2 separate regions of the Homo sapiens genome follow, and region 1 is linked to region 2. Evidence: read pairs that join two places in POLR2A ChIA-PET (ENCODE). Cell type or tissue: OCI-LY7. All regions are shown on one strand. Each heading gives the region's core, and the rest is flanking DNA. Links, peaks and the distances in the headings are about the cores only. Region 1 has its middle 5.1 kb from the start of MIGA1. Region 2 overlaps MIGA1 (mitoguardin 1).

What was found. Peaks named below come from ENCODE experiments on the same cell type or tissue, not always from the same donor. Only the 100,000 strongest peaks of a DNase experiment are listed, where the experiment ranks them.
Region 1: POLR2A ChIA-PET joins it to region 2 with 37 read pairs; 5 of 35 experiments call an interaction of 5 or more read pairs at or near these places.

Annotation. Positions count from the first base shown.
Region 1 is chr1:77,771,880-77,777,260 of GRCh38, forward strand. It overlaps the pseudogene ACTG1P21. Among named protein-coding and RNA genes, the nearest start is that of MIGA1, 5.1 kb to the right of the region's middle. RefSeq lists an enhancer at 3,758-4,282. In OCI-LY7, for the core only: no CTCF peak of the experiment used is centred there; no DNase peak of the experiment used is centred there.
Region 2 is chr1:77,823,597-77,828,956 of GRCh38, forward strand. All of the region lies in intron 7 of MIGA1 (mitoguardin 1), which reads left to right. Among named protein-coding and RNA genes, the nearest start is that of MIGA1, 47 kb to the left of the region's middle. In OCI-LY7, for the core only: a CTCF peak has its summit at 1,857 (motif pointing right); DNase peaks (open chromatin) are centred at 1,585 and 1,895; H3K27ac peaks cover 2,134 bases.

The DNA of each region.
Region 1 (5,381 bases), core at 44-5,043, 52 kb before region 2:
CCTTCTGCATGTGGCTCACTCCTAGATGCTGGCTCTTTTCTTGTCCCTTTTGTATGTTCCTCAATGACTGTCTCCTTTGCTGGGGACCTCTTACTGTTTCATTCCCCAATCCTGGACAAAAAAACCTGTGGCTGAACATTTAGATGGTCAATTTAAACCTGGTTTGAAGATACAACCTTCTAATATAATTCAAGCCTGGCTACATTCTGTGACACTCACATGGTCCACAGGAAAATTTTTCTTGCAAAGTTGCAAGTACAGGCCCCTTCTGTTGTAGGCCTCTCTCTCTCTCTGTTCTGCCATCAAAGGCTTCTCTAGATAGCCTATTGCTTTTAGACTTTTCCAGGTAACATAAATCCAGGGCACAGAGTCAACCTGTCTGAATTTCTTAAAGTTCCTTTACTTGGCTTGAGGTGGAGATGGCGTGGGATAAGCACTCTCTTCTTCCCACTCCTGGGGAAGGGGAACAAAAATGCACAGCACTCCAGAAAACTGTCTCCCAGGCTTTTTTTTTTTTTTTTTGAGACAGGGTCTGGCTCTGTCACCCAGGCTGGAGTACAGTAGCACGATCTTGGATCACTGCAACCTCCATCTCCTGGGCTCATGCCATCACCCTCCCATGTCATCCTCCCACCGCAACCTCCCGAGTAGCTGACACTACAGGTGTGCCCAGCCACACCCAGCTAGTTTTTGCATTTTTACAGAGACTGGTTTTCATCATGTTGCCCAAGCTGGTCTTGAACTCCTGGGCTCAAAGTGATCCACCTGCCTCAGCCTCCCAAAGTGCTGGGACTACAGGCATGAGCCACCAAGCCTGGCCCTTCCAGGCATGTTTATTCTACAACCTTCTTTCATCAATCCTGACATATCATTCCTGGGAGGTGTGTGAGAACTGAGGATTGCTAAACTGGCTTCACAGTCTTCCAGCATGTCCTATGGGGATGGTCTGGCATCCTCTTTTAGAATGCTCAGGGTACTTCACATTTATTTTTCTCAGCTTTGGAGCCTCTGTTAAAAGACGCACTGAAGGGTCTCATTTAATATGCCATATATCTTAGAAATATGTGCCAGGATTGTTCTATGTTCTTTTTTTTTTTTTTTAAGGTGTGCACTTTTATTCAACTGGTCTCAAGTCAGTATACAGGTAAGCCCTGGCTGCCTCCACTCACTCCCAGGGAAACCAAAAGCCTTCATCATACATCTCAAGTTGGGGGACACAAAAGGGGGCCACAAAGGCTGATCATTCAAAATAAAACAAAATAAAAAAGTATTAAGGCAAAGATTAAAAAAATTTTGCGGCGGGGCACGGTGGCTCACACCTGTAATCCCAGCACTTTGGGAGGCTGAGGCAGGCAGATCACAAGGTCAGGAGATCAAGACCATCCTGGCTAACACAGTGAAACCCCATCTCTACTAAAAATACAAAAAATTAGCCGAGCGTGGTGGCAGGCGCCTGTAGTCCCAGCTACTCGGGAGGCTGAGGCAGGAGAAGGGCGTGAACCCAAGCGACGGAGCTTGCAGTGCGCCAAGATTGCACCACTGCACTCCAGTATCGGCCACAGAGCGAGACTCCATTTCAAAAAAAAAATTTGCATTACATAATTTACATGATAGCAATGCTGTCACCTCCCCTGTGTGGACTCAGGAGAGGACTGGGCCGTTCTCCTTAGAGAGAAGTGGGGTGACTTTTAGGAGGGCAAGGGACTTCCTGTAACAATGCATCTCACGATATTTGGAATGACTATTAAAAAAAAGAACAATGTACAATCAAAGTCCTGGGCCACACTGTAGAACTTTGGGGGATGCTCACTTGCTCACTCCAACTGACTACTCTCACCTTCACCGTTCCAGTTTTAAAATACTGAGTCAAGACACCCCCTCAAAAAAAAAATAAAAATAAAAAAAGTCATGCCAATCTCATCTTGTTTTCCATGCAAGTTAGCTTTTGTCAAGAAAGGGTGTAATGCAACTAAGTAAAAGTCTGCTTAGAAGCATTTGCGGTGGACAACGGAGGGGCTGGAGGGGCTGGACTAATTGTATTCCTGCTTGCTGATCCACATCTGCTGGAAGGTGGACAGCAAGGCCAGGATGGAGCCACTGATCCACATGGAGTATCTACTCTCGGGAGGAGCAATGATCTTGATCTCCATCGTGCTGGGCCCCAGGGTGGTGATCGCCTTCTGCATCCTGTCAGCGATGCCAGGGTACATGGTAGTGCCGCCAGACAGCACTGTGTTGGCGTAGAGGTCTTTGCATATGTGCACATCACACTTCATGATGGAGTTGAAGGTAGTTTCTTGGATGCCACAGGATTCCATGCCCAGGAAGGAAGACTGGAAGAGCACCTTGGGGCAGTGGAACCGCTCCTTGCCGATAGTGATGACCTGGCTGTTGGGCAGCTAGTAGCTCTTCTCCAGGGAGGAGCTGGAGGCCACCGTGGCCATCTCCTGATCCAAGTCCAGGGTGACGTAGCACAGCTTCTCCTTGATGCCATGCACGATTTCCCACTGGGCGGTGGTGGTGAAGCTGTAGCGGCGCTCCACGAGGATCTTTATGAGGTAATCAGTCAGGTCCTGGTCAGCCAGGTCCAGAAACAGGGTGGCCTGGAGGAGGGCCTACCCCTCGTAGATGGGCACAGTGTGGGTGACCCTGTCGCTGGAGTCCATCACGATGTGGCCAGAAGCGTACAGGGACAGCATGGCCTGGATGGCCATGTACATGGCTGGGGTGTTGAAGGTCTCAAACATGATATGGGTCATCTTCTCGTGATTGGCCTTGGAGTTCAGGGGGGCCTCAGTCGGCACTACGGGTGCTCCTTGGAGCCACACGCGGCTCGTTGTAGAAGTTGTGGTGCCAGATCTTCTCCATGTCATCCCAGTTGGTGATGATGCTGTGCTCTATGGGGTACTTCAGGGTCAGGATACCTCTCTTGCTCTGGGCCTCATCACCCTCGTAGGAGTCCTTTTGACCCATGCCCACCATCACACAGATGTGGAAGGGCAGCGGAGCTCTGTGCTCGCGGGGTGGACGCGGTCTTAGCAGTCTGTTCTACATTCTTAACCTTTTTTTTTTATGGACCTCTTGGCTTTCTGGTAGAGTCTGGGACCCCCTTTTCAAAGTAATGCTTCTATGTGCATAAAACAAATACATGGGATTACAAGGCAAACCAACTATATTGAAATACAGTTGCCTCCTTGGATCCTATGGAGGTCCAAGTACTCAAGTGAAAAATTTCCATAAGAGCTGGGTGCGTTGGCTCACACCTGTAATCCTAGCATTTTGGGAGGCCAAGGCAGGCGTACTGCCTGAGTTCAGGAGTCTGAGAACAGCTCAGGCAACACAGTGAAACCCTGTCTCTACTAAAATACAAAAAATTAGCTTGGCATGGCAGCATGCGCCTGTAGTCTCAGCTACTTGGGAGGCTGAGGCAGGAGAATTGCTTGAACCCGGGAGGTGGAGGTCGCAGTGAGCCGAGATCGTGCCACTGCATTCCACCCTGGGCAACAGAGCGAGACTTCGTCTCCAAAAAAAAAAAATTTTCCATAAGATTCTTAGTTCTTTCTAAGCATTACTATATTTGTCTTTCTTTTTCTTTTTATTTTTTGAGACAGAGTCCTGCTCTGTTGCCTAGGCTGGAGAGCAGCGGCGTGATCTTGGCTCACTGCAACCTCTGCCTCCTGGATTCAAACGATTCTCCTACCTCAGCCTCCCGAGTAGCTGGAATTACAGGCACGCACCACCACATCTGGCTAATTTTGTATTTTTAGTACAGATGGGGTTTCACCATGTTGACCAGACTGGTCTCGAGCTCCTAACCTCAAATGATCTGCTCACCTCGGCCTCCAGGTGTGAGCCACAGTGCCAGGCCTATATTTGTCTTTCTAACATGCCAGGAGGAAATTGAGACATGAAAAGGGTAAGTACCTTGCTGAAGACCACTGTGACATAAAAAATACATATTTGGGCCAGGCACTGTGTCTCACACCTATAATCCCAACATTTTGGGAGGCTGAGGTGGGAGGATCACTTGAGCCCAGGAGTTTGAGACCAGGCCCTGGCAACATAGGGAGACATTGTCTCTACTAAAATTTTAAAAATTAACTGGGCATGGTGGCAAGTGCCTGTAGTCCTGGCCACTCAGAAGACTGAAGCAGGAAGATCACTTGAGCCCAGGAGTTCTAGGCTGCAGTGAGCTATGATCACACTACTTCAGTGCAGCCTGGGCAATAAAGTGAGATCCTGTATCAAAGCAAGAAAGAAAGAAAGAGAGAAAGAGACAAAGAAAGAAAGAAGGAAGGAAGGAAGGAAGGAAGGAAGGAAGGAAGGAAGGAAGGCGGGCGGGCAGGCAGGCAGGCAAACGAGACAGACAGAAGGAAAAGAAACAAAGAAAGAAAAGATATATATTTGCTCTCTGTCCCCAGTCCTGACACAGAGCTCCTAAATCTCTTGGAATTTCCCGGTTGATAGGAGTGTCTTTTTTTCTAATATTCTTGTTGGGCTCCTGGATAGCTTCAGGATAGGGGCTGGTCACCAGCAAATTCAAGCTATGATTAGAAGCTTAAAAATGTTGGCCCCATACCTACCCTATCCTCTGTGGAGGAGAGAGTAGTTGAAGATTGAGTTAATAATCAATTATGGTTACATTGTCAGAGGGTTCAAACCAGAGCGACTCCGTTTTGAGTGCGGGCTAGGAAAATGAGGCTGGGACTTGCTGGGCTGCATTCCCAGAAAGTTAGGCATTTCTAGCTTCTAAACATTTACAGTTAAGGGAACAGATTGATAATGTTTACTAAACAGACCCAGACTTGGGAGTGTCCTGATGTCCCTGATACCTTGAGAGCAAAAGCATTCCTAATTTTGCTTTAAAGATAATAATATTAATTCTTGCAAAATATGGTAATTAAGAAAATTAATCTTTTACCACAAACCCTCGTAGCAGAGCACATCTTCCCATGATCTTTTTTTTTTTAACTCCTCTATAAATGAATATTGTACCTAGAGTGGATGCATTCCTCTTCTTCCTTTTGGGAACGCCCTACTCTGTCTATAGAGTAAGTGGACATTCACCACTTCACTGTCTTAAACTTGCTTTTGCTTTGGACTGTGGACTTGCCCTGAATTCTTTCTTGTGCGAAATCCAAGCACCCTCTCTTGGGATCTGGATTGGTACCCCTTTCTGGTAACAACATTATGAAGCCTCCACAGAAATCCCTGAAGTACGGGGTTCTAAGAGCTTCTGAGTTGGTGAACACATCCATATCCCAAAAAGGTCATACACCCTGATTCCATGGGGACAGAAGTTCCTGCACTTAGGATCCTTCCAGATCTTGTTTTATGTACCTCTTCATCCGGCTGTTCATCTGTATCCTTTGTAATATCTT
Region 2 (5,360 bases), core at 1-5,000:
CTTTGTCTCCTAGGCTTCAATGCATTGCCACAGTCATAGGTCACTGCAGGCTCAAACTCCTGGGCTCAAGCAATCCCCCTGCCTCAGCCTCCTGAGTAGCTAGGACTGCAGGTGCATGCCACTGTGCCTGGCTAATTTTTTAATTCTTTTGTAGAGACGGGGTCTCACTTTGTTGTCTAGGCTGGACAAAATTTTTAAAAAGTTCTTTAAAGAATCACTTAGTTTCAAAGCTGGTGGGCCTGTTGAATTCTAAACTCTGTTTCTCTGTTGCCACATAGGTCGTGACACCTCAGCTGGTAACCAGAAATATTAACTATCCTTTGTGAATAGCCTATAAACCATACTGTTGTTTATACGCATGGGAACTTCTGCAAGTGATTTGGTTGTGTTGTTGTTTTTACTTTGGTTAAATTTTAAATCTATTTTCTATTCCGTAACATTGCCATCCAAGAAGCCATTAAATATGATAAATACTGAAAAGAAGATCTGACATTTCTGTTAATTTAGCAGCAAACATGCTGGAAATATTAGAACTAATGCTGAGAAAATAAAAGAGCAGTATTAAAATAGGAGGACTTTTATTTTTAAAATGAAAAACTTCTGACAACCTGGCTCTAAAATTGCAAACATTCAAATGCATTCCTAAGCTGTGCTGTCATCTGTGTTAAAATAGAAAACAGGCTGGGTGTGGTAGCTCATGCCTGTCTGTAATCCCAGCACTTGGGAGGCTGAGGCAGGAGGGTTGCTTGAGACCAGGAGTTCAAGACCCAGTCTGGACAACATAGCGAGATCCCCGTCTCTATAAAAAAATTTAAGCCAGGAATGGTGGTGTGTGCATGTAGTTCTAGCTAGTCAGGAGGCTGAGGCAGGAGAATCCCTTGAGCCTAGGCATTCGAGGCTTCAGTGAGTTACGATTGGGCCATTGTACTTCAGCCTGAGAAACAGTGAGACTCAGTCTCTAAAAATAATTAAAATAGGAAATATTTTTGATATTTTGGAAGGAGGTGATACTGATACAAAATGGTTTACTAGTAATATTTTGTGTTTTAAAAGCATAAACACAGATTTTATTATAATTATTGTGGTTTAAAAGTATGCCTGCAAAAAGAAATATAGCACAGTAGTTGTATTTCAAGCCATCTTTACAATGTTTCCTATGATAAGAAAATAGCTTTGCATTAGGCAGGGTTTGAATTATGTTTTAAGGAATGAATTCCACCCATAAAATATAACCCACTCCATATTCTATAATTTATTGTTTGCCATGTTCCATGCTGCATTTCCTTAACCATCCTGAATTAATGAGTCATTATTGCATGCATTTCTAAGTGCTAGTGCACCAAGAGTTTAATACAGGCTTAAACAATAGTTATTTGTTCTATTCCTCTTTTTTTTTTTTTTTTTTTTTTTGAGATAGGGCCTTGCTCTGATGCCCAGCCTGGAGTGCAGTGGCATGATCTTGGCTCACTGCAACCTCCGCCTCCAGGGTTCAAGTGATTCTCTTGCCTCAGCCTCCCAAGTAGCTGAGACTGCAGGTGCGCTGGGGACTACAGTCGTGCCCCACCACACCTGGCTAATTTCTGTATTTTTAGTTGAGGCGGAGTTTCACCATGTTGGCAGGCTGGTCTCGAACTTCTGGCCTCAAGTGATCTGCCCGCCTCAGCCTCCCAAAGTGCTGAGATTACAGCATGAGCCACGATGCCTGGCCCTGTTCTGTTTCTCTTATAGGAATATAGGAGTTGTGCAATCACAAACAAATGAAATGAAGATTTGAGTTAGTTCTCTAAAAATGAAAACGTTTTCCTTATTCACTTATAAGACCGTTTAGTGCTGAATGTGAGATGTTGAAATCACTAGAGGGCAGCACGTTTTATCTACATGTTGGATGCCTGTGACTCAGGTGCCATTCTGTGTTGCTACTTGTAGCACTGGGAGTTAAATATAAGTCAACACTTGCTGGCAGGCTTTGTATGCACCTGGTACTGTAACTCAGAATGAGAAAGAACGTGGAAGTTATGCAGAGAAGACATGAAATAACATTACTGTAAATTTCCATTATTGTGCAAGTTCTTCTAGCTAAAAGTATCTGGAAGTGTTATGTTTATGTTTATTTGTAGCTTCTATTTTCAGAGATTGTTAAATTATAATTGATAAACTTTTTTTTTGTAACTTCTGAAGGCTTAACGAAAACCTCCAATATGATTTCAATTATACATAGTATAACTTAGTAATTAAGAATATGGGCTTTGGAGTCAAACAAGCATGGGTTCAAATCCTGGCTCTACCCCTCTTGCTAGCCGAGACATTAAGCAAGCCTTGACTTTGCTTAGACTCAGCTTTTTCATCTGTAATGTGTAGGAGTATATTAGGATCAACTTCATAAAACTGTGAGGATTAAGTGAGATTACATAACATATTTAGCATAGGCACATGGTAAACACTTATCTATTCATTATTATAATTATAGTCTAGCAGTTTAAAGAGGCCTGTTCTAAGCTGGTTTAAAAATTTCATAGTTATAGATAGGAGGATGTCACATGTTCATAAGTTGTTTTACAATGATATTGTTAGTCAATTCTGCAGACAACATTCTTTTTTTCTGGGAATTAATTTGATTTTTCTCATAGTAATATAAATTTGTATTTAATGAAACAAGGTAAGCCATGTTTAAACTTATTTTTTGGTAAAGTAAAAAAAGGTGCTTTTTATAAATCTACCTTTTTCCGGGTTAGAAATTATCTGAAGGGTTTGAAAAAATAATTATTCTAGATGTAGCTAAGATTACTGATTTTCCCTCATCTCTGACCTTGTCATGCGTAGGAGGAAAATAAAAAATGATAATGGATATACTGCCTCTTGCTGGCATATCCTATTATTATTAATTATTATTATTATTTGAGACAGGGTCTTGCTCTGTTGCTTGGGCTAGAATTCAATGGTGCGATCATGGCTCACCACAGCCTCAACTTCCTGGGTCCAAGTGATTCTCCCATTTCAGCTTCCTGAGTACCTGGGACTACAGGCGTGAACTACCATGACTAGCTAATTTTTTAATTTTTTGTAGAGACAGGATCTCACTATGTTGCCAGGCTGGTCTCGAGCTCCTGGGCTCAGGCAGTCCTTCTTCCTTGGCATCCCAAAGTGCTGGGATTACAGACATGAGCCACCATGCCAGGTCTGGATTCTGAATAAATTAAGAACACAAAAAGAGCCTTTTTTTTTTTCTGAGATGGAGTCTTGTTCTGTTGCCCAGGCTGGAGTGCAGTGGCACATTCTTGGCTCACTGCAACCTCTGCCTCCTGGGTTCAAGTGATTCTCCTGCCTCAGCCTCCCGAGTAACTGGGATTAAAAGCGCCCGCCAGCACGCCCAGCTAATTTTTTTGTATATTTAGCTGAAATGGGATTTCACCATGTTGGCCAGGCTGGTCTCAAGCTCCTGACCTCAGGTGATCCACTCAGCTGGGCCTCCCAAAGTGCTGGAATTACAGGCATGAGCCACTGCACCTGGCCAAAAAGAGCCTTTTTTTTTTGAGATGGTGTTTTGCTCTGTGGCCCAGCTGGAGTGCAGTGGCACGATCTCCGCTCACTGCCTCCTGAGTTCAAGTGATTCTCCTGTCTTAGCCTCCCGACTACCACGCCTGACCTAAACTTTTTTTCTTAATAGCCAGATTGGACAATGTGTTAAGGATTTTTACAACTTCTTCCTTTCCCCTCAAAAAAATTCTCTGGAAGCTGGGTGTGTTGACTCACGCCTGTAGTCTCAGCTACTTGGGAGGCTGAGTGGGGAGGGTTGCTTGAGTCTTGGAAATCGAGGCCGCAGTGAGCTATGATCACACCACCGCACTCCAGCTTGGGTGACAGAGTGAGACCCTGTCTCAAAAAATAAAATAAAATAAAATAAAAAATTATCTGGAGAAGAGAATACAGAGCAAATTAACAACATACTTACCCAGCCAGCTGCGTAGAGATTCCCTGCCTGCCTTACAATTTCTGCCAACACTTTGTCCAGCTCAGAAGGAGTGAGATCCAGAGCAAAAGTGAGGATGGGTTTGCAGACCCTGACCTTTCTCTAGAAAGTCTGCGAAGGAGAGTGAACTAGTACACACCAAGAACTAGTGAACATTAATTTTATCTTATTTTCCTCTACCTGGTTAATTGCATGCAGGTTCTCAGCATTAGCCAAGTTACTCTTCCCATGGGGAGGAGCAATTGAAGAGGTGAAGGGAGCAACTTAAAATGTAAAACCAGAATAGCTGCTTCTTGGAGATTGGAGTGGAAGTCCTATATGAAATATGAAGGTGGGATACAAAAATTAGCTGGGTGTGGTGGTGTGCATCTGTGGTCCCAGCTACTTGGGAGGCTGAGGTAGGAGTATAGCTTGAACCCAGGAGGAGGAGGCTGCAGTGAACCAAGATTGGGCCACTGCACTCCAGCCTGGGCAACAGAGTGAGACTTTGTCTTATAAATAAATAAATAAATAAATAAAGGTGGGTGGGGAGGTTTAATGGTTTCCTTTGTGACATTGATTACTCTTGACAATACATTATAATTATTTATGTACATATCCAGTGTGTTATGCTAAACCTTAAACTCCTTGTGGGCAGAAGACATACTTAATTCTATTCAGTGTCTGAAACTGGTTTGAATGTAGTATAGATAGTAGTAGGTCTGTGGGTCTTCTATGATGTTTATCAGAATCACCTTCATAGGTTTTGCTCTAGACCTACTGAAATTGAAACTTTGGGGTTGGGACATGAAGCTTTGGGTTTGTATTTCCTAGTTCAGCAGGTGATTCTCATGTGCATTTCTGCTTACGAGGCCCTGCAGGTAATATCTGAATGATAGATATTTGGATGGATAGACAAGATGGGTATCATTAAGGTTTTTTGCAATAAATTTAAGTAAATGGTATAATTTCAGCTTATTAAATACAGAACTTTATTTTTAGTGAAGTAGAAATTTAAAACTAATTTTTTAAGTACATGAGGAAAATATAATGTATGGTTCATGTGTATTTTATTTTAAGCCTCAAATATATAAAGTACTACTGCCAGTAAGTCTGTTTGTCTTTTTGTTTTTTCTTTTTAAAAATTTGAAGCAGGGTCTCACTCTGTCACCCAGGCTGGAGTGCAGTGGTGTGACCATAGCTTACTATAGCCTTGAACTATTGGGCTCAAGGGATCCTCCCACCTCAGCCTTCCAAGTAGCTGGGACTACAGGCATGTGCCACACCACCCAGCTAATTTTTTTTGTATTTTTTGTAGACATGGGAGTCTTCCTGTATTTCACAGGCTGGGCTCGAACTCCTGGGCTCAAGTGGTCGTCCTGCCTCAGCCTCCCAAAGTGCTGGGATTACAGGC